Regions from separate parts of the Homo sapiens genome. Here region 2 is linked to region 1. Evidence: chromatin contacts called from ENCODE Hi-C or POLR2A ChIA-PET data. All regions are on one chromosome and are shown on one strand. Each heading gives the region's core, a stretch centred on a gene start or an enhancer-like site at or near the end of the contact. The rest is flanking DNA. Distances are from core to core; before and after follow the strand shown.

Region 1 (2,743 bases), core at 236-2,735:
GCCAGGATGGTCTCGATCTCCTGACCTCGTGATCCACCCGCCTCTGCCTCCCAAAGTGCTGGGATTACAGGCGTGAGCCACTGCACCCAGCCTCGATTTCTGGCTTTCTTGAAAAGGCAACATTCTGGCTGCACTGGCGGCATTGCTGCCTGGCAATAACTGGCTGTGATGGAGAGGCGGCATCTTCCTTTGGATCAAGCTTGTCCAACCTGTGGCCTGTGGGCTGCACGCAGCCCAGGACGTCGGGACCTACTAACCTATTCATCTTACTTGCCCACTCCTGCACATTTCTAAGCTTTCAATATCTTTTTTCTTTCATTTTTTTTTTTTTTGAGAGGGTAGGGTCTCACTTTGTCACCCAGGCTAGAGTACAGTGGCATGATCACGGCTCCCAGGGTCAAGGCATCCTCCTACCGCAGCCTCCCAAGTAGCTGGGACTACAGGCATGCGTCACCAGACCCAGCTAATTTTTTCTTTTCTTTCTTTTTTTTTTTTTTTTGTAGAGACGGGGTCTCATTATGTTGCCCGAGGCTTCAGTATCTTTTCCAAAGCAACATGAAAGAAATGTGACCGTAAATCAATCAGCTTCTTGGTGTGATCTATGTGACGGCTAGGTGATAAACGAGTTGGTCAGAGAAAACTGGAAATATTTCCAAAGCCATGTTTACTCCCTTCACCCACCTGTGAGTCTTCGCCTTGGCTGTTTCCGACTCGGAATGTCCTCGCATTGATCCTCCCAATCACAGCCAGCTGAAACCAGCCTCCTTCCTGACGTATTCAGTAACTTTAGCTGATTGCCATCTCTCCTTCATCTCAACAACCTGTACCACACTCACTGGAGCACTTCGCTTTGCATCTTTAGTCGACCAGTTCAGATATATACAACCTATAAGGTAGGGACGGAGGCTTCTACCTGCCTGTACCCCCTTTGGAGGGCCCACGAATACAGAGCTGAGCACAAAAGATGTTTAAAGGACATTTTGTCAAAAATGTCGCTTACAGGTAGGTCGTTATTAGCAAGGTAGAGCAGCGGTACGGCCGAGTCTACGCTTGGGAATTCATTTGCTGACTCTTATCATTTACTGACTAAAGCAAAGTTACTGAGGCCTCAGTTTCCTCATCTACAACCCGGGGAGATGACCAGTACCCATCACAATCGATTGCTATGAAGATTCAATGATAATGCAGATAAGGCACTTAATACAGTGTCCCCTCACCGTCCACACCACACGGGCACGCCCGCTTATTCCTGAGGACCGGGCTGGGATGTCGCCTCCTTTGTGTAGCCTTCCTACCCTGACTTCGCAGACTGCTCCCACCGCCTGGATCCATGCCCGTCCACCCGCCAGCTCAGGGCTGAACGGCTGAGGCGGGCGCGCGGTGGAGAAAAGAGCTGCAGACTGAGGAAGGTCAGGAAGGAGAAAGGGACACACCAGACGCGGCGTCTGAATCCCCCTCCACCCAGAGGCCCCCGAGCAGCAACTCCGCCCCACCTCCCGCCCGCTCCGCCGGAAGCCGGTCAGCGCCAGCCGGAAGCCCCGCCCCCTAGAGGCACCGCGGACACCGTGCAGCGCTGTTCACCCAGATGCCAGCTGTGACCTTGGCTAAGCCAGTGACTTAACTCGGGCCCGTTCCCCATTCCCACGTTGTTGCCAAGTCTCCAGCCTGGAAAGTAAACGGGCTTCAGGTGTCCTGTTTAGATGCTTAAAATGAGGAACGGCAGGAGCACACACACTGCTGCCACCTCACACCTTTTCACTTCATCCTGACGAAGCTGCAGTTTAGTTTATATTTTAACTCAAAGACGTGTTAGGTTTTGGTTTGATGGCACTCATCCAGCACTTGTGCAGAAAACAAGGTAAAGGGGGCCCATGGGTCTATCAGATAACCTGAACCCGAGACCTCTCAATCTGGAGGAACAGCTTGAAGAAGTCATCTAGAAGCTATAAAGTCACAGAAGCTTCTTATCCTATTGAAAGCAAGACTTCCTATCCAATGGCAATACAAACTTTTACGCAGTAAGGTAAAAAATATAGCCTGTCCATATAGCAACCTATCCATAGTAAGCAAGTTAAAAGACAGGTTCAAGAGGAAGTGTTTCCAACTAGCTTTTCTTGTAGGCCTTCTTCTTCTCAATGACACCCCTCCAGCTTCTGATATATCCTCAAATGCTGCTGCCCACTATAAAAAAAATCTCATCAGTCCTGATTTCAGAAAAATTTTAGACCAACAAATCAGAGGTAAGAGACTGATCCACTGAAAACTAGGGAGTGTCCTAAATCACCACACACAAAACACAGGCTCTTTGTTTCAAGTTTTAATCAAAGCTTGTATATAAGATTACTTTATTCCTGCATCTTCTCAATGGTTTCTTCCTTGTATTTGCCCTTTTCCTTTCCTACTTGGCGAGATTTGGCTTTCCGTTCGAGGATCTTTTTGCGGTCTTTGTCCAGTTTTAGCCTAGTGATAACCACCTGCAGAAAAATAAGAAAAAAACACTCCCAAGCTTTAAATAATCACTAAAACACAAGGGAAAGCCCAACATTCAATACCATTTCCCAAACCTGGGGTAGGTGGATGCCTAATAAGAAAAGATTTTAACTTTTAAAAAACTCCAGAAATCACTCTTTAGCCATCAAACCTGGCTTATTTACTAATTTCCTACCAACAAAGGAGAAAAGGCAAGATGGTATCAGTAATTCTTAAAGCCTCTTCTGTGCTTCATTATAAGATTTGTTTCTTT
Region 2 (2,700 bases), core at 24-2,523, 430 kb after region 1:
CCATCTCTACCAAAAATACAAAAAAATTAGCCAGGCGTAGTGGCGGGCATCTGTAGTCCCAGCTACCTGAGAGGCTGAGGCAGGAGGATCGCTTGAACCCAGGAGGCAGAGATTGCAGTGAGCTGAGATTGCACCACTGCACTCCAGCCCGGGCAACAGAATGAGACTCTGTCTCAAAAAAAAAAAAGAAAAAGAGCCTGTGGCACCTTTAGTGCTCTGTGCTCTGGAGCTGTCAGGCACAGTGGGAAGGTTGTGGTCAGGGGGGCAGGCAGTGGAACCTAGTAGGCACTGACTGGACAGCTAATGGAATGATTGTTGATACTGGAATGTCACTTGTGACCCTCCAAAAATACCTGGAGAGACTGCAGGGGGCTGAAGTCCTGCATGAGCTGGGGGAGGGTGGGCGAAAGCCAGGTACGTTCTATTTGCCATAATGAATGGAATTGCACCTGAACTGATTGCACCTGGTGAGAGAGATGCATGGTTTCCATAGGTTAGGTGACTGGGGATCGAATGTGACCCACTGAAGCCTGCACAGTGGTAGCCATGGGGCCAGCTCTCTGACTCTCAACTTGGTGTTCCTTCTTTAGCATCAGGCTGCTCTAGGTGTCTCTGGCAGGATTTGGGCCTCCACGCCCTGCCCATGGACCTAGCCCCACCTTCTAGGTAATCACACACAGTCTCTGGGCCTCCTCCCACCTGCCTGCGGTGTGGGCAGATGCCTTTCATTTCCCTTTGTGGTCTGCACACCTAGACACACTCTACCTGCTTGGCTTTGGCCCATAAGGAGCACAAGAGTCTTAGATTTTAGTCTATAAATGAAGCCATGGGAGCCAGTGGAAAGGGCCAGATGCAGAATTTGCAAAGGATCCCACTCTCTGTAAGACTAAGGAATGGGCAAAGTGCTGCTAATTGTCTCCTGTTCTCTGTTGGTGGCCTAACAACATACCCCAAAGCCCCAGTTCTTCTGTTTCTGCTTTATTTCCCACTTCTGTTCTATTTCAAACTTCCAATCCAGCTAAGGTCATATCTGACCCTTAAACTTACTGAGCTAGCCACAGGCCCTTGCCCCCATGCCATTCTTCAAGCTGTCTCTGCCTTCTTACTCCAGCTCACCATGAGCTTCCCCTCAGTGGTTATCATCCAGTCCATGTGGACAAAACATGTATGTGGACCTGCCTGGTTCTGAGAGGAAAGCACAGCTACTGGAATTTTCCCCTAGCAAGTCCCTGTAGGGATAAAAGGGAACTTGCTGAAGTGATAAGTTTAGACTTTCAAAAAGCCCCTGACCAGGTTGTTTAAAGAGGTCATTAAAAACAGAAACCACTTTAAGGAACTTTGAAAGAGGAAATGCAACAGAAGGGTAAATAGGTCCACTTTGGAGCCTAAAACTTCAATATGGGGTTGCCCTATACGAAGACAGATTTCAGCTCAAGGCAGACCTCTCAGCCAATCAGAACTCTCCTACAGTGGATAGGCTGCCTCAGAAAGCGTCAGCTTCCAGTTCCGGCTTGAGATCTAGGATGAGGTGGAAGGTGGATTAGATGACTCAACAAACATCCGGTGAGGCCCTGCTGCAGGCCAGACACCACACCAGCTAAGATGAGGATCCTGAGTCTAGGGAGTTTGCAGGCCATTGACATACAAAGATCATGCCATTTATAGTGTCACAAATGTTTCCATAGCTGTGTCCCCAGGGTCCTATGGGAGCACAGAGGTGGTACACTTAGCTCACCTAGGTGAGGGGAGGAGGGTGGAGGATGTGGAAGGAAGGGGGAAAAGCATTAGGAAAGGCCTCCTGAGGGAGATGACACCTGAGTCTCAACTTGTAGGATGAGTAGAAATTATAAAAAGAAGGTGGGCAGGTGGAAGGGAGGAATGAGGTTTCAGGTCAGGCAACTAGCGTGAGCAAAGGCACAGGGATGTGACTTCAGGAACACTTCCCAACACATGGTGGGAAGAGCCTCCAGGGAGTGCCCAAAGCTGCAGATGGAGAAGAAGGGGAGTGAAGCTATGCAACACTGAAGAGTTTTTCTGCCCCTGGAGAATGGGAGAAGATGGAGGAGTTTTAAGTACGGAATAACATGGGCAGGAAGGTGGACTTAAGGAGGATCAGAGTATTGCCGGGGAGACCAGCTGGAAGGAGATAGATGAAGGTCAGACTTGGGGTGACCAACTTGCTTGATTTGCCTGGGACTTTCCTGGTGTTAGCACTTAAAGTCCCAAGTCCAAGAAACCCCTTTAGTCCCAGGCAAACAGGGACAGTTGGCCAACCAAGCTGGACCAGAATAGAGAGGACAAAGAAGGGAGAGATTTGAGAAGTGTTCCATCGGGACAAAGGAAAGTGAGGAAGAGGAGGCACCAGGGATGACTCCTGGGTTTCCGGCAGAGGTGATTGGTTAATGATGGTACCATTAAACGAGACAGGAGATATAAGAAGGAGATGAAATAAAAATGACTGCTAACACATACATAATGTTTACTTTAGCCAAGCACTCTTCTAAGAGCTTCGCATGCCACAATCAATCCTCATAACTGGATGAGGTAGGTAATGTTATTATAGCTGTCCCTCCATATCTGCATATGTGGAACCTGCACATACAAAAGGCCAACAGTAAGAGACTTTAGCATCCATGGATTTTTGTATCCTTGGGGGTCCCGGAAATAATCCCCATGGATACTGAGGAATGACTGCCTCCC

Evidence for each region. Hi-C counts contacts between places; a loop is a spot of excess contacts on that map. ChIA-PET counts read pairs that join two places held with the same protein, here RNA polymerase II (POLR2A). Pooled maps may share reads with other maps.
Region 2: a loop to region 1 is called in a pooled map, with 3 times the contacts of the local background. The contact joins the enhancer-like site here to the promoter of KRABD2 in region 1. A Hi-C loop is called at or near these places in 1 of 37 single-sample maps with no recorded cell type and 4 of 50 pooled maps. POLR2A ChIA-PET finds 5 or more read pairs at or near these places in 2 of 52 experiments (HCT116 and activated B cell).

The regions. Positions count from the first base shown.
Region 1 is chr17:8,375,219-8,377,961 of GRCh38, forward strand. KRABD2 (KRAB domain containing 2) reads right to left here and starts at 1,486. Exons shown (of 2, transcript NM_001304947.3): 1 at 682-1,486. It overlaps RPL26 (ribosomal protein L26), which reads right to left. Exons shown (of 4, transcript NM_000987.5): 4 at 2,298-2,474. The coding sequence ends at 2,346. RefSeq lists an enhancer at 1,125-1,676 and a silencer at 1,421-1,620.
Region 2 is chr17:8,805,743-8,808,442 of GRCh38, forward strand. All of the region lies in intron 18 of PIK3R6 (phosphoinositide-3-kinase regulatory subunit 6), which reads right to left. Among named protein-coding and RNA genes, the nearest start is that of MFSD6L, 7.7 kb to the left of the region's middle. RefSeq lists enhancers at 1,109-1,248, 1,259-1,358, 1,369-1,648 and a silencer at 1,495-1,695. Within about 2 kb of position 1,274, at least 3 of the 41 ENCODE cell types and tissues checked have a DNase peak (open chromatin) inside an H3K27ac peak, as active enhancers do.